2 separate regions of the Homo sapiens genome follow, and region 1 is linked to region 2. The links are chromatin loops, found by intact Hi-C in ENCODE. Cell type or tissue: Calu3. All regions are shown on one strand. Each heading gives the region's core, and the rest is flanking DNA. Links, peaks and the distances in the headings are about the cores only.

Region 1 (15,294 bases), core at 2,798-10,797, 100 kb after region 2:
CTTCCTCCCCGACGCCTTCCATGCTGGTGCTTCCCCAGTCTAGCCAGATTCTAGATCCTAGATCTCTGCTAAGAACCTTCCAAAAGCTCCCTTCACATGGTCATGATCTGGCCTCCACCCCCCTTCTTGCAACTTTTTTCTCCTTTGACTCCATTCTGGACATACTGGCCTCCTTGCTGTCACCTAGCCATGCCAAGCATGGAACATTCCTCTGCCCGGAACATTCTTGGCCTTGATATCTGCAGGGTTCACTCCCTCACTGGTGTACTCACCAATGTCATATTCTTCATAAAGTGTTCTCTAATGACCCTTCACAAAGTAGTAGCCTCCACCCCCTACCTACCCTGATTTTTCTTGTGCACTTCCTGTGCTCATCATCAATACAGAACATAAGCTCCTAGAGGCCAGGGACTTTGTTCCATCTTGTTTGGTGCTGTCTCTCTAAACCTAGACCATCTCCTCTCCCTAGGGCATGTGTGCTGGTTGGATTCTTCTAGGTTTTAGATTCAGTGATGCCAGCTCTCCTAGGCCTCCCTGTTTCATGGAGATGCCCAGGAGCCTGAAGGTGAGGGGACTGAGATGGACAGAAGACAAGCGCTGTTTGGAGGGAGGGGAGCAGGTAGCAGCCAATGGGCTCCAGGATGCTTCTCGCAGAGGGGGCAAACCCCATGAGCTGATGATCATCGAAGCTGATGAGGATGTGGATAATGGAGCAATGTGTGAATGCTGGTGAGAACTGTTTTTTGTTTGTTTGTTTTTTGAGACAGAGTCTCCCTCTGTCTGTCACCTAGGCTGGAGTGCAATGGCACGATCTCGGCCCACTGCAACCTCCACCTCCCAGGTTCAAGCGATTCTCCTGTCTCAGCCTCCTGAATAGCTGGGATTACAGGCACCTGCCATCATGCCCGGCTAATTTTTGTATTTTAGTAGAGACAGGGTTTCACCATGTTGAGCCATCAGAGAGCTCAAAGCCAGTTGTTTTGTTTTGTTTTTTTAACAGGCTCTATTTTCTATCGCAGTTTTAGGTTCATAGCAAAACTGAGTGGAAAGTACAGGGATTTCTCATATACTCCCTGTTCCCGACACATGCACAGCCCCCTGATTATCAATGTCCGCGACCAGAGTGGTACATTTGTTACAATTGAGGAACCAATACTGACACATTGTTATCACCCAGGGTCAGAGTTTACACCAGGGTTCACTCTGGGAAGTTTACATTCTATGGATTTGGACAAATGTATGATGACATGGGTTTACCATTAGTAGTAGTATTACAGGGTGTAGTTTCACTTCTGTAAAAATCATCTGTGCTATATCCATTCATCCTTCCCTCTCCTCAGCCCTTGGCAACGACTAATTTTGAAGACAACTCCATAGTTTTTGCCTTTCCATAGTGTCATATAACTGGACATACATCCAGTTTGTAGCCTTTTCAGATTGGCTTATTTCACTTAGTAATATGCATTTAAGGTTGCTCCATGTCTTTTCAAGAGTTGATAGCTCATTTCTTTTTAGTGCTGAATAATATCCCATTGTCTGGACATACCACAGTTTATTTATCCATTCACCTACTGAAAGACATCTTGGTTGCTTCCAAGTCTTAGCAACTACAAATAAAGTTGCCATAAACATTTATGTACGGGTTTTCATATGGATATGCTTTCAACTCCTTGTGTGGTAGGAGAATGTTTAATTTTATAAGAAACCACTGAACTGTCTTCCAAAGCAACTGTACCATTTTGTACTCCCACCAGCAATGAATGATGGTTCTTGGTCCACATCTTTGCCAGCATTTGGTGGTGTCAGTGTTCTGGATTTTGGCTATTCTAATAGGTGTGTGAAAGCCAGGTTTTGTAATTATGGCTAGAGCTTATACAAATCCATAGTGACTTCCTCCATTTTCTTCTTGGTCTCAATTGTCTAATTTCTTTTTGTTGTTGTTATTGTTTTTTGAGATGGAGTCTCGCTCTGTCACCCAGGCTGGAGTGCAGTGGCGCGATCTCTGCTCACTGCAAGCTCCGCCTCCCGGGTTCGTGCCATTCTCCTGCCTCAGCCTCCAGAGTACCTGGGACTACAGGCACCCGCCACCACACCCGGCTAATTTTTTGTATTTTTAGTAGAGACAGGGTTTCACCGTGTTAGCCAGGATGGTCTCGATCTCCTGACCTCGTGATCCACCCACCTTGGCCTCCCAAAGTGCTGGGATTACAGGCGTGAGCCAAAGCACCTGGCCCAATTGTCTAATTTCTAATAAATAATATGTTTCTCTTTTTATCCTGAATATCACGGAGCTTATCAATGATTTTTTTTTTATTTGAGACTGGGTCTGGCTCTGTCACCCAGGCTCACTGCAATCTCAGCTCACTGTAACCTCCACCTCCCAGGCTCAAGTGATCCTCCCTCCTCAGCCTCTTGAGTAGCTGGGACTACAGGTGCACACCACCACATCTGGCTAATTTTTGTATTTCTTTGTAGAGACAGGGTTTCATCATGTTGCCCAGGCTGGTCTTGAACTTCGAACTCAAGCAGTCTGCTCGCCTCAGCCTCTCAAAGTGCTGGGATTACAGGTGTGAGCCACCACACCCGGCCTCAACAAACTTAAAAATCAATTTTTATCTAATTATAAAGTCAACTAAAGCCAATATTTATGCATATCCATATTAGCTTCCTTCACTTTCTTCCTTTTTTCAGTTCTAATTTTTATTTTAAGATAACTTCACACTTAAAATTGCAAGAATGATAATGCCACTATGAAAAATATGGCAGTTCCTCAAAAAATTAAAAATGGAATTACCATAGGATCTAGCAATCCCACTTTTGGATATATAACCAAAAGAACTGAAAGCAGTGGTCTCAAAGATGCATTTGCACCAATGTTCATAACAACATTATTCACAATAGCCAAAAAGTAGAAGCAACCCAAGTGGCCATCGGTAGATGAATGGGTAAACAAAATATGGTATATACACATAAAATGGAATATTGTTTAGCCTTAAAAAGGAACGAAATTCTGACACATGCTACAACATAGGTGAACCTTGAGGACAGCATGCTAAGTAAATGAACCAGCCCCAGAAAGACAAATATTGTATGATTCCACTACTTTAGGTACCTAGGGTACTCAAATTCATAGAGACAGAAAGGAGAGAGGTAGTTGCCAGGGACTAGGGGGGAAGGAGTAATGGGGAGTCATTGTTTAATGGGTACAGAGTTTCATTTTTCCAAGATGAAAAGAGTTCTGGAGATGGATGGTGGTGATAGTTACATAACAATGAGAATACTTCATGCCACTCAACTATACACTTAAAAATGATGAAGATGATACATGTTATGCTATTCGTATTTTACCACAGTTAAACATATGTTTTTAATTTCAAGGATGGTTCAAAGAACTCCTAAGGCCAGGCGACGGCTTACAGCACTTTAAGAGGCTGAGGCAGTGGCTGGGCACGGTGGCTCACACCTGCAATCCCAGCACTTTGGGAGGCCAACGTGGTTCGATCACCTGAGGTCAGGAGTTCAAGACTAGCCTGACCAACATGGTGAAACCCCATCTCTACTAAAAATACAAAATTAGCCAGGCGTGGTGGCATATGCCTGTAATTCCAGGTACTCGGGAGGCTGAGGCAGGAGAAGCTCTTGAACCCAGGAGGCAGAGGCTGCAGTGAGCCAAGATCTGCCACTGCACTCTAGTCTTGGCAACAAGAGTGAAACTCTGTCTCAAAAAAAAAAAAAAAAAAAAAAAAAAAGAGGCTGAGGCAGGAGGATCACTTGAGCCCAGGAGTTTGAGACAGGCCTGAGCAAAACAGTGAGACCCCACCTCTGTTAAAAAAAAATTTTTTTTAAAAACAATTCCTAAGTACACTTCACGCAGACTGGCCAGTTGTTATTTGACTATATTTTCTTTGCCATTCTCTCTCTAAATGTACATATTATAATTTTCTAAATAATTTGGAAAGTAAATTGAAGAAATTATCTCTCTTAACTGCCAAGTACTGCAGTGTATATTTCCTAAGTACAAGGAGAGTCTCTTACGTAACAGTACAATTACAGACAGCAAGAAATACAATTACGGCCAGATATGGTGGCTCACACCTGTAATTCCAACACTTTGGGAGGCTGAAGCAGGCAGATCTCTTGAGCCCAGGAGTTCAAGACCAGCCTGGGCAACATGGTGAAACCCTGTCTCTACAAATAATAAAAAAATAAATTAGCCAGGCATTGTGGCACACCTGTAGTCCCAGCTACTCAGGAGACTGAAGTGGAAGGATCCCTTAAGCCCAGGAGGTCAAGGCTGCAATGAACCGTGATTGCACCACTGCACTCCAGAGTAGACAGAGTGAGACCCTATCTGGGAAAACATAACAAATAAATAAATAAATACTATTATCTCTCCCACAGTTCATTTTCACATGCCACCATGGGGTTCAATAATCCATTTTCTTTTTCTTTTTTTTTTTTTTTGAGACGGAGTTTGGCTCTTGTTGCCCAGGCTGTAGTGCAATGGCACAATCTCGACTCACCACAACCTCCACCTCCCGGGTTCAAGTGATTCTCCTGCCTCAGCCTCCCGAGTAGCTGGGATTACAGGCATGTGCCACCACGCCCGGTTAATTTTTGTATTTTTAGTAGAGACAGGGTTTCTCCATGTTGGTCAGGCTGGCCTTGAACTCCCGACCTCAGGTGATCTGCACACCTCGGCCTCCCAAAGTGCTGGGATTACAGGCATAAGCACTGCGCCCAGCCTCAATAATCCACTTTCTTGATCCTGACTTTCTGTTGGGGGTGGGTGGTTTTGGAAGTACGAGATAGGTGAGGACAAAACAAGAGAGGCGGGTGGGGCCCTGCTCAGCCCCTGGGGTGGGGGCTATGTGTGCAGAACACCCGCTGGACCCCTGGAATTGCACAGATGCTAGGCATGAAGCTCAGGAAAGGGATGGAGCCTGGCGGAGAGTCACACAGCACACATCTGAACTCTGCTACCTCTCACTGCCCCAGCCCTCCAGTGTCTGTCCCCAAGGCCCACAGTTTGGCAGCAGCCATGAAAAACCTTTGTTTATGCTTTGATCCTGCTTATCAGCCACCTAGAAACTGCTACTCATCCTCATTGTTTGCTCTGGACCAGTGATTACAAATTCAGCAACTCAGCACCCTTGCAGTTAAGCCCCATAAATCCCCCAGCAGTAGAAAGGCATCATGGTAAAATGGCCTGTACGTGTACTGCCCTGAAAGTATTTCCCTATGATGTAGCCTTGCAGATGAGCAAAGTGACCCATTTCACCCCTTAACTGGAAGGTAAGACTTTCCTAGGAGTTATATGAAAGGAATAGAAGACTTTTCTTTTTTCTTTTTTTTTTTCTTTTCTTTTCTTTTTTTTTTTTTTTTTGAGATGGAGTCTTGCTCTTGTCGCCCAGGCTGGGGTGCAGTGGCGCAATCTTGGCTCACTGCAACCTCTGCCTCCTGGGTTCAAGCGATTCTCCTGCCTCAGTCCCCCGAGTAGCTGGGGTTACAGGTGCCCGCCACCACACCAGCTAATTTTTTTTTATATTTTAATAGAGATGCGGTTTCACCATGTTGGCCAGGCTGGTCTCGCACTCCTGACCTTGTGATCCGCCCACCTCAGCCTCCCAAAGTGCTGGGATTACAGGCATGAGCCACCGCGCCCCACCGGAATAGAAGATTTAAACAATGCCTTTCTTCCAACCCCAAGTTGGGACCTTAAACACTACCTATAACAAACGCTGGTAATGTGTCCTGTGTTTATTTTTCAAGTGGGTTTTTTTTATTTTTCCCCCAAACAGTGGAAGCTTTTAGCACTAGGGGCTATATTTTTGGCTCAAGCAGCTTGGGCTTGCCTCTCTAAGTATGACTATGCTTATTTACATATGGAAAATAATTCCAGAGGGCAATTATATTCTCCCCAGCACAGTTTCAGGGCTGTGTGTGCAGACTTCCTTTTTTGAAAATAGGTGGCTCATTTGGGATAGATGAGTAACGGTGGTGTAACTGTCCACACACTTCAATGCTGATTAACTAGGAGGGTGCTGGGCTGTGGTTTTCCTGGATTTTCTGGAACCACCACCTGGTAGCTGAGTGAGCTTTGCCTTCGGGGCCTCAGGCTCCTCATCTCTCAAATGGATGCTGCCATCCAGTTAGCTGCCAGGAAATAGTTTCAGAGTAAGTGATGGCCTCTGTAGAGTGCCTCACATAATGCCTGGCACACACCAGGTACTCCATACCTGAGCCTGGGGCCCTCTCCCTGGCTTCTTAGGCATGGCAGATCACCCCGGGCTTCCGGGACCCTTGGATCTGTGCCTAGGTGGCAGTGAGGACCTCTGCAGCACTGAAAATGTCATTTGTTCCAAACACTTGTGCCAGGGGGTATCATATTTACTCCTTCTGAGTGAACTCCTCTCCCAGGTAAATGCTCATGTCATGTCTTCCACTGCCCACTGCCTGATTCTTTTTTCTTTCTTTTCCCTTTTTTTTGAGAGAGAGTTTCACTCTGTCACCCAGGCTGGAGTACAGTGGCATGATCATGGCTCACTGCAGCCTTGACCTCTTCGGCTCAAGTAATCCTCCCACCTCAGCTCCCTTAAGTAGCTTGGACTACAGGCATGCACCACCATGGATGGCTAATTTTTGTATTTTTTGTAGTGACAGGGTCTCACTATGTTTCCCAGGCTGGTCTTGAACTCCTGCCTCAGCCTCCCAAAGTGCTAGGATTACAGGCGTGAGCCAGCACACCCAGTATCCTGCCTGAATCTGATCCCATGTTATTGCATGTGTATGTATGTATGTGTGTATGTGTATGTGTGTATGTGTATGTGTGTCGTGTGTGTATATGTGTATTTATGTATATGTGTGTATATATGTGTATGTGTGTATATGTGTATGTGTATATGTGTGTATGCATGTGTATGTGTGTATATATGTGTGTATGTATATGTGTGTGTGTGTGTGCTGGGGAAAGGGAACCTTGAGAACCGGCGCTCATTCTGCAGCTCACAGCCTGGAAGCTAGGCTCACACACAAGTCCCACCTCCCCCTGCCCTACATTCCCCTCACTGTCCCACTCATTCTTTTTCCAAACAGTACCCCCCCCACACAGTGCTTGGTATGGTTTGCTGCCCTGTCTCCACTCTCCCCTGAGAGGCTGCCCGTTCATGTTCCCATGAGCTCCTTCACCTAGATAAGAGTGTGGGGGTTAGGCGAGAAGTCATTCAGGCTCCTCCTACCCCAATCCACTCAGTGATGGCCTTTATCACTGATTATGAGGGCTCAGACTTCCAAAGTCTCAGTTTCCTATTCCACTGAAGGGGGAAGAGAGTTTCTAGATGATCAAATTGACCTTGGTCTAAAAGACGTGAATGACACTTAGCGAGTGCTGAGCACTTACCATGCCAGGGACTTTACACCATATGCTGAATATAATAAGCATCTCTTGCTGCCCACTCCCTGCTTGGTTACTGGATTCAAAGAGACAGCAGTACTGCCTAATTCTATAATTCTATTCAAATGTTCACTTGGTTTCTCAAACAAATGCCAAAGAGGGACACATTCTCAATGCACAGAAAAGCACAGAGGACTCCTTGAAGTCCTCTTCAGACATTTCTCCTTCTCAAGTTCTTTTGTCACATAGTGGCTTCAGGAACTTTGCTCTTCCTCAGCTCCCCTCAAGACCTCCTGAAGCCCAGCCCAGAGTCTCTCTCCCTTCTCAGTACCCTCATCCTCAGTTGCTCTTCCAGGCTATTTTCTCACCCATTACTGCCCTAAAAAACATGTTCTGCCTGTTATTCTGGAAGCATTTTCTTTTTCTTTTTTTTTTTTTTGAGACGGAGTCTCACTCATCGCCCAGGCTGGAGTGCAGTGGTGCAATCTCGGATCAGTGCAAGCTCCACCTCCCAGGTTCACGCCATTCTCCTGCCTCAGCCTCCCAAGTAGCTGGAACTACAGGCGCCCGCCACCACGCCCAGCTAATTTTTTGTATTTTTAGTAGAGGCGGGGTTTCACCATGTTAGCCAGGATGGTCTTGATCTCCTGACCTCGTGATCCGCCCACCTCGGCCTCCCAAAGTGCTGGGATTACAGGCGTGAGCCACCGTGCCTGGCCGCATTTTCTTATTTCCCAGGAAGCAGGACCCAGAGATCTTGGTGAAAAAAATCTTCCACCTTGTTATACACATACCACCTCTTTTAATCCTCAACAGCCATTAAGTGGCAGAGCCTGCAGGTCACTGAACTCCACAGTCAGATGCTCAGCAAGGTGACTGTCACGTAATAAGTGCTCAACATGTGACCCCTTACATAAAGAGTTTGGGCTGGGCATAGTGGTTCACACCTGTAATCCTGGCATTTTGGGAGGCTGAGGCAGGAGGATCACTTGAGGCCAGGAGTTTGATACTAATCTGAACAGAACAGCAAGGCCCTGCCTCTACAAAAAAAAAAAAAAAAAAAAAAAAAATTAGTCGGGCATGGTAGTGCACACCTGTAATCCCAGCTACTTAAGAGGCTGAAGCAGGATGATCGCTTGAGCCCAGGAGTTTGAGGCTGTAGTGAGCTATGATCATGCCATTGCATTCTAGCCTGGGTGACAGAGACAGACCCTGTCTCAAAAATAAATTTAAAAACATAAAATTTAAAAGGAGTTTGGTGACCCCTAGCCAAGAAAATAAAAGGCAACAGAAAATGCATCTTATCCAACCTTTGACTCTCTCTGCAGTGCTCAATAAATAAATTTCAAGGCTGGGCACAGTGGCTCACGCCTATAATCCTAGCACTTTGGAAGTACCAAGACAGGTGGATTGCCTGAGCTCAGGAGTTTGAGACTAGCCTGGGCAACACAGCAAAACCCCATCTCTACTAAAAATACAAAAAATTAGCCAGGTCTGTAGCCAGGCCTGATGTCACACACCTGTAGTCCCAGCTACTTGAGAGCCTGAGACACGAGAATCGCTTGAATCCGGAAGGTTGCAGTGAGCTGAGATTGCACCACTGTGCTCCAGCCTGGGCGACAAAGCAAGACTCTCTCCAAAAATAAATAAATAAATAAATAAATTTCAAATGGATGAATAAGAAGCCCACACCATCATCTTGGAGCCACAGCCCTAAATGCAAAAGGATACCTAAATATGGTCAGACACCCCAACTTACTTGGTCCCAAAACAGTGACCCCTTGTCCTTGTAGGTCACAGTCAACCTTTCCAGGACTGCTGCAGATATCCCTGACTCCTTGATTCTGGAGCTATCAGGGAAGTGAAGATCTGTAAGTCCACTGCTTCTTTACCCTTTACGTCCACACCCCCTTCAGAGAGAAAAATTTCATACTTCTTTTCTGGTATGCAATATGAAAACGGCTTTCTTTTAAATTCAACAGAGTTCCAGTGTAGTGGCTCTGTATGAGTTTGTCCTCACATTGCTAATAAAGACATACCTGAGACTGGGTAGTTTATAAAGAAAAGAGGTTTAATTGACTCACAGTTTCGCATGGCTGGGAAGGCCTCAGGAAACTTAGAATCGTGGCAGAAGGGGAAACAAACAAATCCTTCTTCACATGGCAGCAGGAGAGAGAATGAGAGCTGAGCGAAGGGGAAAGCCCCTTATAAAACCATCAGATCTCGTGAGAACTCACTCACTATCATGAGAACAGTATGGGGAAACTGCCCCCATGATTCAATTATCTCCACCCGGTCCTGCCCTTCACACATGGGGATTATTACAATTCAAGATAAGATTTTGGGTGGGGACACAGCCAAATCGTATCAGGCTCATACCTGAAATCTCAGCACTTTGGGAGGCCAAGGTGAGAGGATCACTTTAGGCCAGGAGTTTGAGACCAGCCTGAGCAATTCAGTAAGACCCTGTCCCTACAAAAAAAAATTTTTAATTAGCCCTACGTGATGGTGCATACCTGTACTCCCAGCTACTTTGGAGGCTAAGGCAGGAGGATTGCTTGAGCCCAAGAGTTCGAGGCTGCAGTGAGCTATGATCGTGCCACTGCACTGCAGCCTGGGCAACAGAGCAAGACCCTGTCTCAAAATAAAAAATAAATTCAACAAACAAAACTATAATGTTGAATATGCTTTTCAAACTAGATCACCCCCATTCATGAAAGCCATTGATCTTGTCCAACTTGCTCATTTCACCACTGGGGAAACTGAGGTACAGATAAGGGAATCAAAGTGCTCAAGAGGGTCCAGTGAGACACAAGCACACCTGGGACTGCCAGAGCTCCTGGTGCCCAGCTCAACGCCCAGGCATTCCTCAGAGTCTATGCCTTGCCAGGGACAGGGTGGGGGACTTGGAAGCGGGCAGGCTCCTGTGCCGCCATGGCCTCCGCCAGGCTCCTCAGTGCTCTCAGGCTAACCTATGGGGTTCTCGAAGGGAAAGAGGTGTCTGGAGCTTGGTCTGTGGTGCTGAGGCTGCTGGAGACAGGAACCCTGAGTTGTAGGCCCAGATCAGTGTTGGGCAGCTCCAGATTAAAGACCCAGCAGAGAGAGTGAGGAGCCCTCTTTCGTTCAGACTCTGCAGCCTCCTTGTCTCCACCTCCTCTATCACAGCTACTCACTCCTCATCCTGGACCTGATGCCTGCTCCTGTCATGCTGTCCCATCAGCGTCTCTCTGGCTCCTGTACCCTCCTCCCAATCAGTCGCAGCCTCACTTCCACTCTCTGACAGGGACCCAGCCCACCACCTGCAGGCCCATGTGTGTTTTGTTTGACACTATTTGAAAACAATCTGAATTAGTTGCTCATGTTTAAAAACTGGTAGGAATCATCTAAAATATTGAATTTCTTGATTCTCTTGAAGAATCTACAGACTGACGATATGAGGCCCGAATTATTTTCTGACAGGGCAGCAACTGACTGGGCTAAGGGGCAGCTGCCCCATCTGGATGGGGAACTTACACAGTGGGCCCCAGCATCTCCACCATTCCCCGTTGCCTTCCCAGCCCTTCTGCTGCCCTCCTTTAGATGACCTGTGTGGCCTTGGAAGGCATTTGCAACCCTAGTCTTGACCACTTTGATTTGAGCCTCCCCCACATCCAGCTTATCAGACAAGACCCTCCTACCCTGAACCTATGCCCAATGATTAACCCGTCCACACACAGCCTCTGACCATCCATTCACTCAGCCCAGCCCTCAAGCATCAAGGGAGACTGTGCCCCCATTGCTGTCCCCCAAACACCTCTGTGGACCCACAGCTCAGCCCTCCAGGCCCCCTTCCTCCAAGTCCCACAGCTCCCATGGTGGTCATTCAGAAAGCACAGCGCCCAATCCACCATCCTTTATTTGTCCTAAATAAGGACCCCTGTGCTCTTACACTAAGCCAAGAGTTCTCGGATTTTGTACCGAGGTGCTTTGATGGCTTGGACAATCCTCAATGGGGGGAGGTATTTCTGGGGTGCCATAAAAATAGGATAACGAGGTTTAGTCGTCTTGTTGATGCTGCACAAATCCAGGACCACAGACTTAGGGTTGTAGATCTCTCTCTTCTTGGGCCGGTTTGGAGTGAACAGTTGACTTTGGCAAGGCTCCACGAGCAGCTGCAACAGGTCCTTCCGAAAGATATTCCAGCTGTTCTGCTGGAGGAACTTCTGGCACATATCTTCATCACTAAAGGGCAGGCACAGAAGCCGAGGTTCTCATGCCAGTCCCGCCCCTCCAGCCTTGCCTCCTGCCACTCTCCCCTCCCTAAGCATGTGGCGCTTCATTCTGCTTCTCTGACCCTCCCAGACTCTCCTTCTGCACCCTTTCCCTTTCCACAGTTTTCTTCCCTTAGGCCTGTGCTGTCTCATGTAGTAGCAATGGGCCACCTGTAGCTACTGAGTACCTGAAATGCAGCCAGTCTGAAATAGAGATGTGCTGTGAGTGTAAAATACACACCAGATTTCACAGACTTAGAACACAGAACTTAGAAAGTAAAATAGCTCCTTAATCATTTTATATTGATAAATGGATAAAGTGTGGTATATACATATTACATGATTCGGTTTACGTGAGATGTCCAGCACAGGCAGGTCTGTAGAGACAGGAGGTAGACTGGTGGCTGCCTTGGACTGGCCATGGTGGTCTGGCTCTGCCCTCCCCCTCACCTCATAGTAAGTGCGGCTGAGGAAGGTGGAAGAAGGACTGAGGCCTCCTGAGACCACAGCAAGGCAAGGTGGTATAAAGCTTCAACTAACTCACCTGTACTCTCTTACCTAAGCAGACAAGCTGAATACATCATTAACAAGTCAGAACATTCATTCTTCCAGCCAGATTATATCGACAAAGATAAAGTCAACTTTGATCCATAGAGATTGGCTTAAGAAAAAACTCAGAGGTCAGCATGGCTACAAGCTAGTCCTGTAGCATCAGCAATATGACAAAGCCAGCTGCCACCCGCTCATGAAAGCTGACCGTGTGCACCTCTTCTCAACTCCATGCTTGTGGCAGCAGGTTGGTAGTTTGAAACTGGCCATGGTGGGAGTATTTACACTATGGAAATCAGCAAACACTGCAAGCCAGGGTCCTCCTCCGGCATCTTGGAGAGCTGGTTGTTAAACATCCATGAGCACACTACTGGGTAGTCCTCACTTAAAAAGTTCCATTAACTCTCAATTTCTTACATAATAAATAACAACAACATCTCACTCAGACTTAGAACTTACCATGTGTCAAGCACTTTACATTTGTGAACTCATTTAATTTTCACAACCACTCCATTTCAGAAACATAGAAATTGGGGTGAGGCTAAGGGATTCACCAAAACCTAGGAGGGGGAAAGCATGTGATGACTAATTCTTAGGGGATAATTTTTTTTTAACCTAGATTCTAAGCTAGGACAGACAAGACTCCATGTCACTTCCTGATGCTGATGGTCACATTGATTTCTAGTCTACTTTTTCACTGAACAGGGTAGCCTCAGCTTCACACAGGGGTCTCAGTTCCAATCCCCTGTCTCACTTGAACTGAAAGCTGCATCTGTCCTTTCAGGCTTTAAAAAATCAACCCATGGCTGGGTGCGGTGGCTCATGCCTGTAATCCCAGCACTTTAGGAGACCAGGCGGGTGGATGACTTCAGATCAGGAGTTTGAGACTAGCCTGGCCAAGATGGTGAAACCCTGTCTCTACTAAAAATACAAAAATTAGCCAGGTGTGGTGGCACACGCCTGTAATCCCAGCTACTCAGGAGGCTGAGCCACAAGAATCACTTGAACCCAGTGGGGGGACATTGCAGTGACCTGAGATCACGAGACTGCACTCTAGCCTGGGCGACAGAGTGAGACTCCGTCCCAAAAAAAACCAGCCCGTGACGCCCTTAAGCCCTCCTGGGCAATCCCCAGCATTAGTTCATACTGTCTGTCTGTTTTGGGTGATCCTCTTCACTTTGGCCTTGGGGATTTCCTGACTTTCTTGTGGATGCAGCCATGCATTCTACCCCACATGGGCCGCCCTGTGCTCTGTAGGGGTGATTTTCAGGATAACCAGCCTGCGCTATTCACAGGACAGGTACCTCTGCCACCGGCTCTGTGATCTTCAGGATCTCAGAGTCTTCGGTTAAAACGTGAGGGATTTGAGCTAGATAATGGATATGTTTTCTGCCTGTTTTAGCAGTCTAGAAAGGCATGAGTTCAACGATTAATGAATAAGACAGAATTCTGTGGGTCAGCATTCTAGATGAGGGCCGCAAATGCTGACTGAGCAGGGCGGATGCTGAATGTTCCATCTGCCCCCACTCAACTCTATGTAAACCTTTTATGAATTTCCATTCAACAGATATTAACTGATCCCCATCATGTGCCAGGCAATATGCAAGGAGCTAAGGCTCCTTAAACCCTTTTTTGAGTGGCAGGTCTACATGGCCATTTCCTATATTGGTAATACCCAGGAATCAGAGAAGTGTGGCATCCTTGAACCAGAAGGAACCGCCAGTATTTTTCAGCTTGTTTTTCTCACAAGACTGCCCCAGTGTTGGCCTTATCTACATATCATCTGCTCTTTAAATTTATTAATGATTTTCCGGGCTGGGCACGGTGGCTCACACCTGTAATCCCAGCACTTTGGGAGGCCGAGGTGGGCGGATCACCTCAGGTTGGGAGTTCGAGACCAGCCTGGCCAACATGGTGAAACCCCATCTCTACTAAAAGTAGTCAGGTGTGGTGGCGGCGCCTGTAATCCCATCTACTTGGGAGGCTGAGGCAGAAGAATCACTTGAAGCCAGGAGGCAGAGTTTGCAGTGAGCCAAGATCACACCACTGCACTCCAGCCTGGGTGACAAAGCAAGACTCTGTCTAAAAAAAAAAAAAAAAATTACAAATGATTTTCCTTCAATCTGTTCAGTTCCTTTTACTTAAATATTTACTTTAACTTTGTCTTAAGCAACAAGATCTGTCAGATCACACAGTTAGTAAGTTAGTCATGCTGCTTTTTCTAATTCACATAAATAAATACATAAATGTTAAAACTAAAAACGTCAATCTGTGAGCCACCTAAAATCATCCTGTAACCCTCCTGTGGAATATGTTCATACTTTAAAAAATACTGATCTACTCTAATTTTCTTGTTTTGCTGATTGGAGTCAAAAGCCTAGAGAAGGTCATGAAGACCTCACACTGCTCAAGGTCATGAAGATCTCACGTCAGAGCCTTTTGTGTGCTTATTGGCCAGGGCTGGAATCACCTGCAGCTCTGTCTGCCTTCATACCCCCTTTCTCTACCATTGGAATCACTCGCTTCCCACACCTGCTGCCAAAACCGTATCTGACCACAATATCACCGCAAGTAAAGAAAATGTGTAAGAAGTATGAGCTCCATTATGAAAACAGAGTATGACAATAAAGGCATATTTGGCACATATTCACGAAGTGAATAAAACACTAAAAGGAAATACAGAAGATGCTAACTGGGATTGCTGGAAGACTGCAAATGATTTGGGTTTTGTCTTTTTTTGCTGTTCAGTGTTTTTCAATCTTCTGCAATGAGTATGGCCCATCACATTTAGTCAACATTTATTAAGCACCTTCTGCATGCTGGGCACTGTACAGGTGCTAGAGACCAAAGGCGGATAAAGCACAGCCTTGCCTTCCTGAAGCACTTAATCAGGTGGAAGGGAAAGAGCTGTGCAAACAGGTAACTGTATGACAACACGATACGGTCAATGACAGAGCTGTGTAGAGAATATTATGAGTGTGCAGAAAGGGGGTACTTATCCCAAACTGGGGTTAGTCTGAGGAGGTTTGCTGCAGAAGATGAATCTTAGAGAATGAGCAGGAATTTATCACAAAGGGTGGAGGCAGGACTGGGGTTAGCATT
Region 2 (15,294 bases), core at 3,015-11,014:
CTGCTTAGGCAGCTCCTGCCGGACTCCCCTCGCCAACTGGGCCCTCTGTGGCTTTTATCTCCCTGCCTAAAATAACCATTGGCTTCAGTGGTTCTCTGGGCATGAATCAGACTCTCGTAGAAGCCTGTGAGCAGCTTGAGGACAGGGAAGTTATGGTACCGATCTCTGTATCCCCAGTGTGCCAGTACAAAGGTTTGTGGGATTTGTCGAACTCCTCTGTGTACCTGGAGGGACCTACAGTAGGAAGCAAGAGCTCTCTACAGAAAACAGTCACATCCTCCAAAAGCTCACAGTTTAGTAAGAGAAAGTACCCACACCAGCCAACTGCAATGTAAAACAGAAAGCACTAAAGGTTGTAAGAAGAGGACAGAGTGTTGGGGAGTTCAGAGGAGAAAAAGATTAGAGAGCAGCAGGTGTCAAAGGAGGTTTCGAGGAAGAGGTCATATGTGGGTTGGGCATTAAAGGCAGGGCAGAAGGACAATGTAGACTGAGGAGAGAGCATAACACAAGCCATAGTGCTGGGAATTACAAGGTAGAATCAGGAAACGCTGCATATGACCTGGAGCCTGGGATACTGAGGGTTGAGGCTATCCCTGAGGAGATAGAAAGGAGCTGGTGCCAAGCAGAGCCTTGAATGACAAACCAAGTGCACTGCACTGTCTAGCAACTGGCCAAATGTGATTATTTAAATTTAAATTTAATGGAACAAAATGTAAAACTCATAGCCACATGTGGTTAGTGGTTACCATACTGGACGGTGCAGATGTAGAACATTTCATCACTACAGACATTTCTAGTGGACAGCAATGGTGGATAGTGTCAGAGGATCCAGAGAGCTTTGAGCAGAGGCATAATTAGAGCTGGGCTTTAGGAAAATTAATTTGCTCCTGGTGAAGACTCAGTGACCGGAGTGAAGGAGAAGCCTGGAACCACAGTGGGACATTGCAATAATCCAGGTGAGATCAGTCACCACTTCTTTTCCCTCTGTTCATCTCTTCCTATCAGGAAACAGGGATGATTCTAAAGTGTGGTCCCTGGAACACCAGCAATATCTGGGAACTCTTTTTTTTTTTTTTTTTTTGAGATGGAGTCTCCCTCTGTCGCCCAGGCTGGAGTGCAGTGGTGTGATCGCAATCTCAGCTCACTGCAACCTTCACCTCCCAGGTTCAAGCAATTCTCCGCCTCAGCCTCCCAAGTAGCTGGGATTACAGGCACCCACCACCACAACCGGCTAATTTTTTTGTATTTTTAGTAGAGACGGGGGTTTCATCATCTTGTCCAGGCTGGTCTTGAACTCCTGACCTCGTGATCCACCGCACCCAGCCTTATCTGGGAACTCTTAAGTACACAAATCCTCAGGCCCCACACAGACCTACTGAGTCAGAAACTAGGAGGTTTGGAACAGCAACAGTGCTTTCATCAGCCCTCCTGTGATTCTAACGCACACTGGAGTTTCAGGTCTGCCAGCATAGAGGCTAGGAGCCTACACTTTGGCTCCAGAGTGATGTATACTCTGGAGTCAGAGGACCTGACTTCATATCCTGGCTCAGTTGTTTCCTAGATGTGCTTAATCTATTTGTGCCTCAGTTTCCTTATAATAACCATATGGAGTTATTATAAGGATTAATGGAGCTAATACATGTAAATATCTTAGAAGAGTGTCTAACTTATAGTAAGTATTCAATAAATGTTACTTATCAGTCCTATTATTCACTCCTATGGCAGTTTAATTCCTCCCATATACAATGAGACAGCATCTGTCTCTTGCCACTAGCTATGACCTCCTGCCTTTCCATCATATAATATTCCCAGGCCCACTCAGCCATTCTATTTCCTGTCCTCCAGGACCCGAGGGTCAGTTCCTTTCCCACAAGGCAGAGGCACTTCCTGTATCAGAGAGTGTCCCACCAGGATAAGAATGTCAACAGACAGATTTAACTGTCCTGGGCAAAGATGCCCTCTAAAGGAATGAGTCAGGAGATGCCCCATGGGTTTTCCCCTGGGAGTGGGAAGGTCTGGAGGTGAGGGCTCAGCTGCCCACTGTGATTGAAAGCCTCAAGCCTGTTCAGTTGGATCCATGCCAGCCAAGAGGGTATGGAAAATGGTACTGTGATCCTGCCTACTGTAGGTAGCTAGACCCTGGCTCAAGGAACCAGGCAGGGGAGGGTGGCGTCCTGTGTGGCAGAGGGCGCTGGGCTGGGCATCAAGAAACCTTGATTTGACCTTTGCTGTGAGATCTTGGGCAGTCATTTTCCTCTCTGAATTCAATTTCCTTACCTGTAATATGAGGGGGTTGGACTAGCGCAGTTCTAAACCTTTTAGGGGGCTGGGCGCAGTGGCTGACGCCTGTAATTCTTACACTCTGGGAGGCCGAGGCGGGCAGATCACCTGAGGTCAGGAGTTTGAGACTAGCCTGGCCAACATGGTGAAACCCCATCTCTACTAAAAATACAAAAATTAGCCAGGGATGGTGGCGTGCGCCTGTAGTCCCAGCTACTTGGGAGGCTGAGGCAGGAGAATCACTTGAACCCGGGAGGCAGAGGTTGCAGTGAGCCAAAATCGCGCCACTGCACTCCAGCCTGGGCAACAGAGCGAGACACTGTCTCAAAAAAAAGAAAAAAGAAAAAAAAAGAAAAAGAAAAAGAAAACCTTTTATCGGTCCTGATTTCCTTTGAAAATGCAATGAAAACTGCAGAGCTTCTCCTAGAAAAATGTACATGGGTATGCACCTGCACACACATACACACACACAAAGTCACACTCACACACACACATACCTACCTTTATCATCTTTCAGGTATCAAGAGAGCTCATGAAGCCCATGCATAGATCACCCCCTGAGTGATAGATAGATAATCCCCTTGGTTAAGACTTGGGCTAGATGATCTCTAATCAGCCACGATAAGAAATTAGCTGTATATGTGTGTATTTTGTATTTTGTATCTAATTTAAAGGAACCCTACATTAAAGACTTCACTAAGACGATGAGCTTTTATGTGGGCTTTTGTGGGACATAGATGTTGATTGGCTAAATGCTGTGCTTCCCCAGAGCCTGCCTCACCCTTGTCATATTGCCTCTGAAGTCACCCTCTCCATTCCACTCTCTCTGCCCTTTTTCAGCAGGGAGTGAGCACACAGTCCTGAAAAATACTGCTACCCCCACTAGCTGTCTCTGTCCCCAGCTATGAGAGGGTAGAAAAGAGCGAGCCTGGTCTGCCTCTCATACTCCCACCCCAAAGCCCTGGCTCAGAGGTCAACCAATCAAGAGGCCCCCAGATGGCACCTCTATCCCCAACACACACACACACACACACACACACACACACACACACACACACAAACACACCCTCCCTCACATAGCCACAACCACAGGACTGCACCTCCAGACACCTGGCGGTGCGGTCACTCGGAACCGGCAGGAGTTATTTTTAGAGGCCAAGTGACAGGATGGTGAGAGCAGTTCCACTCTGTCAGAGTTACTGCTGCCACCACCAGCTCTGATGAATCACTCTCCACTACGTGAATGGACAAGTCTGTCAGCATGGCCACGGAGGCCATGCCAGCTTCTAGAATGAATGTCTTGGATTGGTGACTACGCTGATCACACCAGGCTGAGCCCAGGATCACACCAGGGACAAGACTGCCAGGCCTGAGCCAGTGCAGCCAACCCAGCCCAACTGCCCAGCACAGCCTCCCATAACCAATACAGTCGGGCCAACACAGCACAGCACAGCACAGCCCGGGCAGGTAAGCCCCTTCAACACAGTCCAACCCAGCCCCATCAGGCCACCCAGGGGCCTCTCTTTGCAAAGTCCTTTTAGAGTGGCTATTGATGCCTCCCTCCGCCCAATCCGTGCAAGTGAGCCTCCCACCCACTAAGCTACCGCTGCCGGGTTATTAAGATAATGAGCCGCCAATAAATTGGGCAGATTCAGACAGTGTCAATGCAGCTATCAACTGGTTTCATCTTTCATCGTTGAAAAAGTACATGATAAGCCTTAAAAGTGTGCATACCGTTTAACGCAGAAATTCCTTTTTTAGGAATGGATCCTTAGGGAACAATGAATGACACAAAGATGTGGCTATAAGAACATTTGTCTAAGCACTGTATACAGGAGTAAAGTAGAGCATTGGAGTTAATATATATGTCCAATAATAGTGGCTACGTTATAAAAATAGTGATACATACATATGCTGAAATACTACGCAGCCACACAAAATAATGTTGTGGATCTATATGTGGCTATATAATCATGTTCTTAACACAATACAGGTAAAAAAGCAGAGACAAAATGGTACGTAACAAATGATCCAATTTCTACAAAATACGTTTTTTGTTCTTTTTTCTTTTCTTTTTTTTTTTTTTTGAGATGGAGTTTTTGCTCTATTGCCCAGGCTGAAGTGCAGTGGCATGATCTCGGCTCACTGCAACCTCCGCCTCCTGGGTTCAAGCAATTCTCCCACCTCAGCCTCCCGAGTAATTGGGATTACAGGTGCCCCGCCACCACGCCTGGTTAATTTTTGTATTTTTAGAAGAGACAGGGTTTCACCATGTTGGCCAGGCTGGTCTCGAACTCCTGACCTCAAGTGATCTGTCCACGTCAGCCTCCCAAAGTGCTGGGATTATAGGCGTGAGCCACCGTGCCTGGCCCCAATTTCTATAAAATATGTATGTATGTGTACATGCCTAGAAAAAAGCAAACAGGAAATATTTTAAAACATGTTACCAGACGTTGTTTTATGATAGTGGAATTATTTCTTTTGTGTACATTTGGGTCTTGTTTTGTTGCTTACTTTCTGGTATATATGTGTAAACATATTTATATAAGAAAGGTCTGTTACCTTCACCTCTCTCAAAGCTTCTGGCCTGAACCATTGAAGGTCCCTCCTAGAATCTCACTAGAGCCCCCACCTTTCAGCAACCACAGCCCCCCTTGGGCTGCCTCTCTGGCTTTGAACTTTGCTGCCCTCTTCAGTTGTTCCCTGGAGTTTCACTAATGGGGCCCATCTAGCCAATTCCCACAGTCTCCTGACACAGGCCCTCACAGCGGAAGTACCCTCCAGGGCTCCCTATTCATGCATAGAAACCTAACAGAGTCCCATTCCCTCATCTGACAGTAAAAGAAAAAAAAAATAATAAAGATGACAGTCGTAGTGAACCTTCACATTTCTACTTTGTCTTCCTTTTTACAGAGCACTTTATTATACATGTTTCACTTAGCCCTCCCATTGGTGAGAAAACTGAGGGCCAGCAAGTACAGCAGCACAACACTTGCCAAAGGTCATAGAGTGAATCAGGATTCACATGCAGGTCTGATATTGACAGATAAGGAGGTAAATGGAAGAAATGAACACGTAATCCTGAGCCCACAGTCTATGAAAGGGGCCATATTCTACAAAGACCCTCCTCCTGCCCCCAGCGCCTTCTCCCAGCTGCTGTCCCTTGCCCAGAATCCCACAAAACCCCATCTGGGGCCACATGCCCTACATCTACTCATCAGCCCATCATTCCCTCCCAGCTTTGGAAACAGGCTCTTGCTGCCTCCTCGGAAATCTTAGCAACGAGACATCCTGCAGCACCACCCTCTCCACCTGTGGGCTCTTCCATCTTGGGCCTGTCTCATTAGGGGAGGGGGTGGCTAGTCGGGCTCTCTCATGGGGGTGGGGGCTGTGACACCCACACACGGCAGGGGCAGGGGAAGAGAGGAGATGAAATCAGCCTGGATGGCCCTCACTCTGGGCCTCCTCTTGCACTATTCATTTCTTGGGCTTCTGATTATCTGCTGACTGGGACAAAAAAAGAAGCCAAATCCTAGGGCATGAATTCTAGTCCATTCCAATTTTATTTTTGCATTTCTGAAATACACGGATTCTTCCAACCAGAATATTAATATTCAAAATAGCAATAATAAAAGTATTAGCAACAAAACAGCTACTTTATTCAGTGCTTACAACCACCCTTGAGAAGTCATATCCCCACTTTACAGATGAGAAAACTGAGACTCAGCTTGCCTGAAGATACCTAGCTAATAAATGGAAAAACAATTGTGTCTGACATCCAAGTGTATACTTTGACTACCATGTCTCTTAGAAAGCACTTAATCCTGGTTGGGTGCGGTGGCTCATGCCTGTAATCCCAGCACTTTGGGAGGCCAAGGTGGTTGGATCACTTGAGGCCAGGAGTTCAAGACCAGCACGGCCAACATGGCGAAACCTCATCCCTACTAAAAAAAAAAAAAAAAAAACATACAAAAAGTAGCCAGGTGTGGTGGCGCGCACCTGTAGTCCCTGCTACTCAGGAGGCTGAGGCACAAGAATCACTTGAATCTGGGAAGCAGAGGTTGCAGTGAGCAGAGATTGCGCTTCTGCACTCCAGCCTGGGTGACAGAGCGAGACTCTGTCTCAAAAACAAACAAACAAACAACAACAACAAAAAAAAACCACCTAGGCCGGGCACGGTGGCTCATGCCTGCAATCCCAGCACTTTGGGAGGCCAAGGTGGGCGGATCACCTGAGGTCGGGAGTTCGAGACCAGCTGACCAACATGGAGAAACTCCATCTCTACTAAAAATACAAAATTAGCCAGGCATGGTGGCACATGCCTGTAATCTCAGCTACTCAGGAGGTTGAGGCAAGAGAATCGCTTGAACCCAGGAGGCAGAGGTTGCGGTGAGCCCAGATCGTACCATTGCACTCCAGCCTGGGCAACAAGAGTGAAACTCCGTCTTAAAAAAAATAAATAAATAATAATAAGAAGAAAGCACTTAATCCTATCCCTTTACTGCACAGATGGGGAAACTGAGACCCAGAGAGGGGAAGGGCTTTGTAATCAGTCAGCATCTATTTATTTACTGAGCAACAACTAGGTCTGAAGCGCTGAGCTAGTGCTGTGAATGAGGAAAAATTTAAACTTCTGTGTTATTGGATAGACAAGCTGTGACTCTATGTATTAATCATTGCTAAACCTAGGCAATGGGTTCACAGAAGTGCATTACACTATACTCTTTATTTTTATGTATGTTTGAAATTTTGCATAACAAAAAAATTTTTTTTAAAGGATGACAGAAAGATAACTGACTATCATGCAAACCGTAAGTCTGGCTTGAACTTATAAAACTCGAAACAAATTTAGGAATATTTTTGCTCTGATAGTTTTGAAAATCAGAAAAAGGCAATTGTACTGGAATCTACTTCATAGCCTTTCTTTTCCCACCTTTCTGTAAAATTTTCTGCCTCTGTTGTTGCTAGGAAATCAGTGAGCCAAGAGAATCCTCGTTGGCCTAGCCGGGCCGTCTCCCTTCCCACACTGCCTCTCTGGGGGTACAGCGTCCCTGTACCCAGGAAGCTGGCCCTCTTGGGCCGGCTTTCTGTGGATCCACAAGGCAATCACCACAAGAGGCTGAATAAGAGCCTGTCAGTCACTGGGAGACAGGCAGCTATAAATCCAGAGGACCATGATTAGAAAGCAAATTACAGGCCTCCCGCTCTAAGTTTCCAACTCACAAAACTTCTTGGCAGTCAAAGGGCCTTTACTTAAGTTGTTCAAAGTTTCCAGAGAGAGTGAACACACACAAGGCAAGAGAGAAAAAAAAAATGGGACACAACAGAGGCAGAAAATTCTATAGACAGGTGGAGAGAGAGGCCACTGGGAGGCAGCATGTCACAATAGTTAAAAGCAAGGCTTTGGCGGCAGGTCAAAGCTCCAGTGCATGTTCCAAAGCTTCCTAGCTGTGAGACTTTGAGCAAATAACTTAACCTCTCTGAGTCTTTATTTTCTCAGCTACAAACTGGGGATAATTCTTCCTACTACTCAGAGTGGACGCAGGGATTGAGTGAGGCAATATATGTCAAATCATTAACCCAGTTCCTGGCACATATTAAGCATGCAATAAATAGTGGCTTTAAAAAATGTGCTGGCTGGATGTGGTGGCTCATGCCTGTGATCCCAGCACTTTGGGAGGCTGAGGCGGGCAGATCACCTGAGGCTGGGAGTCGAGACCAGCCTGGCCAACATGGTGAAACCCTGTCTCTACTAAAAATGCAAAAATTAGCGGGCGGGGTGGAGAAGCTGTAATCCCAGCTACTCGGGAGGCTGAGGCAGGAGAACTGCTTGAACCTGGGAGGCAGAGGCTGCAGTGAGCCTGAGATCGTGCCACTGCACTCCAGCCTGGCTGACAGAGCGAGACTCTTGTCTCAAAAAAAAAAAAAAAAAAAGTGCTAACCATACAACCCAGCAATTCCACTTCTGAGGCTATATCCAAAATAATTGAAAGCAAGGTGTCAAAGAGATCTCTGTACAGCCAAGGCCATAGCAGCATTATTCACATAGCCAAGAGGTGGAAGCAACAAGTGTCCATCGACAGATGAGTGGATAAACAAAATGTTGTACATATATACAATGGAATATTATTCAGCTTTAGAAAGGAAGGGAATTCTGATACATATGACAACATGGGTGAACTTGAGGACATTATACTAAGTAACAAAAGCCAGTCACAAAAAGACAAACACTGTATGATTCCACTTATCTGAGGTATCTAGTCCAATTTGCAGTTACAGAAAGGAGAATGGCAGCTGCCACAGGTTGGGGGAGGAGGAAATGGGAGTTATTGTTTAATGGATATAGTTTCACTTTTTTCATATTAAAAAATTTGGCTGGGCATGGTGGCTCATGCCTGCAATCCCAGCACTTTGGGAGGCCGAGGCGGGCAGATCACCTGAGGTCAGGAGTTTGTGACCAGCCTGGCCAAGATGGAGAAAACTCATCTTTACTAAAAATACAAAATCAGACGGGCACGGTGGTGCATGCCTGTAATCCCAGCTACTCAGGAGGCTGAGGCAGAAGAATCGCTTGAACCCAGGAGGCGGAGATTGCCGTGAGCCAAGATCGCGCCATTGCACTCCAGCCTGGGCAACAAAAGCGGAACTCAGTCTCAAAACATAAAAAAAGTATTCAGGCTGGGTGCGGTGACTCATGCCTATAATCTCAGCACTATGGGAGGCTGAGGCAGGAGGATAACTTGAACCCAGGAGTTTGAGACCAGCCTGGGCAACATAGTGAGACCCAATCTGTATCCAAAAAAAATTTTTTTTAATTAGCTGCCCCAGCGCAGTGGCTCATGCCTATAGTCCCAGCACTTTGGGAGGCTGAGGCATACGGATTACTTGAGGTCAGGAGTTTGAGACCAGCCTGGGCAACATGATGAAACCCTGTCTCTACAAAAAATAAAAAATTAGCCAGGTGTGATAGTGCATATGCCTGTAGTCCCAGCTACTTGGGAGGCTGAGGGGCGAATATCCCTTGAGCCCAGGAGGCAGAGGTTGCAGTGAACCGAGATTGAGCCACTGCACTCTAGCCTGGGCAACAGAGTGAAACCCTGTCTCAAAAAAAAAAAAAAAAGGAAAGGAAAGAAAAGGAAAAAAAGAAAAACTTAGCCAGGCATGGTGGCATGCATGTGTAGTCCCAGCTACTTGGGAGGATGAGATGGGAGGACCATTTGAGCCTGGGAGGTTGGGGCTGCAGTGATCGTGCCACTGCACTTCAGTCTAGGCAACAGAACAATACTCTGCCGTGGAAAAGTAAATTTTAAAAAATTAAAAAATTCAGGCTCACACCTGTAATCCCGTTACTTTGGGAGGCCAGGGCAGGAGGATTACTTGAAGCCAAGAGTTCAAGACCAGCCTGGGCAACAAAAGAAGAACCCCATTTTTACAAAAAAAAAAATTAGTCAGGTACCACGGTATGCACCTGTAGCCCCAGCTACTCAGGAGGCTGAGGCAGGTGGACTGCTGAAGTTCAGGAGTTCAAGGATGGAGTGAGCTATGATTGCACCTGTGTACTCAGGCCTAGGCAACAGAGCGAGACACCATCTCTAAAAAAAAAAAAAGAAAGAAAAAAGATTTAAAAGTTCTGAAGATGGTGGTAGTGATGGTGTTACACAATATGAACCTACCCAACACTACTGAAGTGTACACTTACTTAAAAATGGTTAAGATGGACCAGGCATGGTGACTCACACCTATAATCTCAGCACTGTGGGAGGCTGAGGCAGTTGGATCACTTGAGGCCAGGAGTTCCAGATCAGCCTGGGCAACACGGTGAAACCCTGTTTCTCCAAAAAAAAAAAAAAAAAAAAAACTTAGCCGGGCACAGTTGCATGTGCCTGTAGTCCCAGCTACTCAGGAGGCTGAGGCGGGAGGATCGCTTGAGCTTGGGAGGCAGAGGTTGCAGTGAGCCAAGGGCATGCCACTGCACTCCAGCCTGGGCAACAGAGAGAGACCCTCCCTCAAAAAACAAGTGGTCAGGGTGGTAAATTTTAGGTTCTGTATATTTTACCACAATTTTGAAAATTTTTTTGTAAGTTCTAGCAAGAAAACCAAACAAGAAAGTAAAAGGCCATGAGATGATGCCAAAGAAATAGGGGGAACTGAAAAAGTGAGACCACAGTAATAGGAAGGTTAATGATCCAAAGACGAAACACTCACCTCATATGCACGCCCTTCCTAAGCTGTCAAGTATAAAGGGAGGAAATTTTCTGGAGGGATTTATATTTCCAGGGTGTTCAGGACCCTACCTGCTACCCTCAATTCTGCCCCTACCGAGGGGTTGTCCTGATAATCACTGAACAGGCCTGTGGGAGAACCTACCTCACCCCTTCCCCTTTCCAGAATCCTCAAGGAAACAGTAAAGGATCGAAGTCTAGATGTGAAGGAAGTCTATCTTTACAACAACAGGCAGAGACAGCAACTTTCAGGCAGAAGAGCAGCTTGTGCAAAGGCCTAAGCTAAGAGCTATGCGTGGGAGACCTCCAGGGTGGCCAGAGCCTCAGATATGTAGAGGGAAGCAGGAAGGAGGCAGGGGCAAGAGGTGAAAGCCCACAGGCTAGACACTTGCACTTCCCATCATCTCAGTGACCTTTAAATCAATCCCAACTGGCAGGTATTAATATACCCATTTTATGGAGAGAGAAACGGAAATCCAGACAGATAAAGTAACTTGCCCAAGGAAACACAGATGGTGAGCAGAGGGGGGATTCCAAACCCGCTGACTCCTGACCTCATGCTTATTGCTTCGGCCCATGTGGTATCAGTCCCTAAGGCCAAGACCGTGGGCTCTGGAGGCAGAATCCCAAATCCCCCTCTATCCCTCACTGATTGTGTGATCTGAAGGAAAGTACTTAACCTTTTGAGTCTCAGTTTCTTCAACTGTACAATGGGAATGACCATATACATACCTCATATGGTTTTAAGAGAAGTAAACGTAATATTTCAAGGAAAGTGGGTTGCAGGCCGTGATAATAGACAATACAAAGTAGGCTGGGTGCAGTGGCTCACGCCTGTAATCCCAGCACTTTGGGAGGCCGAGGTGGTCGGGTCACTTGAGGCCAGGAGTTTGAGACCATCCTGACCAACATGCAAAACCCTGTCTCTACTAAAAATACAAAAGTTAGCCAGATGTGGTCGCATGCACCTGTAATCCCAGCTACTCGGGAGGCTGAGGCAGGATAATCACTTGAACCCAGGAGGTGGAGGTTGCATGCAGTGGGCCGTGATCAAGCCACTGCACTCTAGCCTGGGCAACAGAGTGGGACCCTGGTTCAAAAAAAAAAAAAAAAAAAAAAAAAGACAGAGAAAACACAAAATAGTGTTCTTATTTATTATGCTTAGGCACCCTCACAGACTCCCACAGACAGACGTGCAGCCATTGCTTCTGCCTACCTGAGACCAATGCAGCCTTTGGAGCAAGGTAGATGACAGACCTGGACCCCTGAGGAGCTAATAGCCCAGGCTGGGCAGTAACCTTGCAGGAACAGCCTGGAAACTACCTCCTCCACTCTTTATTCTCAACTCCATGGCCTGGGTAAGTTGTTCTGCAAATGTTCAGTGGGACACAGTCCAAGCAATCTCTATTCTCGTGGGAATAAATGTAATAGAAAAAACTAGGGCTGCCAACTCACCCACCCTTTGGTCTCCACCATGAGCTGGTCTCCTGCCCCACAGTACCTTCTGGGACCAGATGGCCTAGAATGTCAAACCATCAATACCAGGAAGGCCTTTGGATACCATCGAATCCCACCCCTCGTGTACATGGGAACACTGAGGCCTAGGGATTAGTGGGGATCTGCTTAAGTTCACAGCGTGAGCCAGTGGCAAAGCTAGAACACAACCTCGGGCTACCAACTCTCTGGTCTACTGGAGTTTCCAATTTATTTCACCATCGCTATTTCTTGTTGTGTCAAGCTTAAGTTTACATATTTGAAGTTCAAGAGTATAATCACCCCTGGAAGCCTAATTCTGGGAGGTGGCAAGAACTTTGGAGACAGACAGACCTGGGTTCAAATCCCAGCCCCGCCACTTCCTAGCTGAGTGGCCCTTCATTTATTTATACAGTAGAAAAAGACAATGGAGGCAGAGGCTAAGAGCATAGGCTACAGTCCTACCTCTGCCATTTCATGACAGGTGAGTCACTTTATCAACTGCTGGTTCAGCTTCCTCTTCCGTAAAACCTACCTCACCTAGTCATCCAAGTATAGAATGAGAAAAATATAAATGAAGAATCAGGTACAAGGTTTGCTATCAAGTAATGATGGATATTATTGTTACTTTTTTTTTTTTTTTTTTGACAGGGTCTCACTCTGTTGCCCAGGCTGGAATGCAGTGGCGTGATCTCGGCTCACTGCAAGCCTCAACCTCCTAGGCTCAAGCGATCCTCCCGCCTCAGCCTCCTGAGTAGTTGGGACCACAGAGGCGCATGCCACCACGCCCAGGTAATTTTTGTATTTTTTGTAGAGACAGGGTTTGCATATTGCCCAGGCTGGTCTCAAACTCGTGAGCTCAAGCTATACGCCTGCATCGGCCTCCCAAAGTGCTGGGATTATAGGCATGAGCCACTGTGCCCAGCTACTATTAATATTATCTTTAATGCTATGATTGGGGTATGTTTTCAGCAGGTAGCAAGAAGGTACCTCTGTCTCAAAGCTCTAGTCTTCCCATTTCTCCTCATGGAATCATGGAGTGTTAAGCTGGCCAGGGCCCTGTATCACAGACAACAGATCTGAGATCCAGAGGGAAATGGCATGCTCAAGGTCAGGGAGCAAGTTAATGAGAGGGGTGAACTAGAACCCAGATCTCTTGAATCTACTGACTTAATTCCCTAAACACAAGCTCTTACTTTGTGCATGGGCTTGGTGGGAAGAAATGGTGGTCTTTTCAGACCCCAAATACCAAAGGGTAGTTGGATCTCAGCCAGAATGGAACTCATCTTGCCCTCATGGCAGTCCCAGGCCAGAAACAAGGCGGGGCTCAACGCTGGTGGACCAGGCCAACTGGGCTAACAGCCAGAGTGGAGCCAAAGGCACAGCTCGGGCCCTCTCACCAGCTACATAATAAAGTAATTATGGGATTAGGGATAAAATTAGTCACTTGTGTAATTATTTTTCTTAGAACAAGAGCAGAAAGGACCTTTTTCAAGAGTTGTTCCTTGGCCCTCCCAAGAGTATTCATGCAGAGACACAGATGAGTGCACACACCCACAAGCACGTGTACACACACAGCAGTGATGGTGGTGTGTGGAGCGGGTGCTGCTTGGCTTTCTGTGGCAGTGCCTCACAGTGGGTCCCACACCTACCAGGACTACCTCTGAAGGCCAGGGGTGACATTTCCCAATGTCTGCCTCACTGAACACATTTATCACACTATCACAGGTGCACTGCCTTCCTTCCGGGCCCCCCATCATACAGAATCTCTCATACCCCTCCCCGGCCACAGCATATCAGGCCTGGACCCCCAAGCCCTCCCTCCATCTTGGAGGCTAGTGGTACAATTCCAGCAGGACCTGGGGGTCCAGTAATCCAGAGAGATCTTTGCTACTGGCTGCTGTGGCAGGCATAATAATGCGCCCCCCCCCCCCGCCCACAAAGATGTCCATGTCTTCATCCCCAGAATCAGGTGAATATGTTACCTCACGTGGCAAAAGGGACCTTGCACAGGTGATTAGGTAAAGAGTTTTGAGATGGAGAATGGTCCTAGATTATCTGAATGGGCTCAATGTAACCACAGGGGTTCTTGTAAGTCAAAAGGGGATTTGGGGGAATCGGAGGAGATATGATGACGGAGGCAGAGGTGGGAGGGACCCAGCTACTAGAAGGGGCCATGAACCAAGGCATGTGGGTGGCCTGGAGAGCTGGAAAAGGCCAGGTGAGGATCCTCCCCTAGCAGCTCTGCCAACACCCTGACTTCGGCCCCATAAGGTCCATTTTCAGATTTTGACCTCTAGAAGTCTAGGGTCATCCATTTGTGTTGTTTTAAGTATATGGTCATTTGTTAGGGCAGCATTAGGAAACTGACACAGTCACCTAGGGAGGGGTCCTCAGAACTCACCTTTCCCTCCAGACTGAAACGCCCTCCTCAAGGGCTAGCCAGGGAGATTCCTTGGGGCCAGATGTCCCCTGGATATACCTCTGGGGAACAGGCCTGAGCTGGGGCCCCAAGCTCTAACCTAGAGAGATAACTTTGTGGGGGAAAGCACCCCAGAAAGAAGGTGACGGCTCTGGGAGGAAAGGGAGAGACCCCACCTTATAGATCCATCCAGGCCCTCCACCCCTCCCACATATTCTTGAACAGAGGGCCACCTACGCCATAAACCACACCATCCACAGCAGTAGCCTGGCATCAGGGAAAGAGAGCACTGGAGGCAGGAAGCCTGATTCTGGCCTCAGCTCTGCCCCTGCATCACTAGGTGGTGAGAGATCAGCCCCTTCCTCTCTCTAGGCCTGACCATTGTCATCCTGGCTTACCGTAGTATTTCAAGTGTCTTCCATGCTTTCATGCACAGAAAGCCTCACAGGGACCCTGTGAGGTAGCTCCCTGTCATGATGTTCACTTTACAGCTGAGGAAGTGGACACAAGGTGGTTAAGAGGGGAGGCTGGTTTGAACCCAGGCAGCCTGACACCACAGCCCTATTCTGCCTCCCGCCTTAGGATGAATGAATGCATGGACAGAGGACAGTTGGGAGCAGTCCCTACACACAAGGAACAGGCTCTTCAGACCTAAGAGAAATAAAAAACAGGCTGGGTGTGGTGGCTCACACCTGTAATCTCAGCACTTTGGGAGGCCAAGGTGGGTGGATCACCTGACGTCAGGAATTTGAGACTAGCCTGGCCAACATGGTGAAACCCCATCTTTACTAAAAATACAAAAATTAGCCAGGCGCGGTGGCTCATGCCTGAAATCCCAGCACTTTGGGAGGCCGAGGCGGGCGGATCACCAGAGGCCAGGAGTTCAAGACCAGCCTG

Evidence for each region. A loop is a pair of places that touch in the nucleus more often than their neighbours do. Peaks named below come from ENCODE experiments on the same cell type or tissue, not always from the same donor. Only the 100,000 strongest peaks of a DNase experiment are listed, where the experiment ranks them.
Region 1: a loop joins it to region 2, with 2.7 times the contacts of the local background. A loop is called at or near these places in 3 of 110 quality-filtered maps.

What each region holds. Positions count from the first base shown.
Region 1 is chr20:36,026,677-36,041,970 of GRCh38, reverse strand. CNBD2 (cyclic nucleotide binding domain containing 2) reads right to left here. Exons shown (of 12, transcript NM_001365709.1): 12 at 11,271-11,614. The coding sequence ends at 11,323. Among named protein-coding and RNA genes, the nearest start is that of NORAD, 17 kb to the left of the region's middle. In Calu3, for the core only: no CTCF peak of the experiment used is centred there; a DNase peak (open chromatin) is centred at 6,050.
Region 2 is chr20:36,131,183-36,146,476 of GRCh38, reverse strand. It overlaps a transcript of EPB41L1 not described here. Among named protein-coding and RNA genes, the nearest start is that of EPB41L1, 16 kb to the left of the region's middle. RefSeq lists a silencer at 3,213-3,262 and an enhancer at 7,552-7,601. In Calu3, for the core only: CTCF peaks have their summits at 7,414 and 7,616 (motif pointing right); a DNase peak (open chromatin) is centred at 7,666.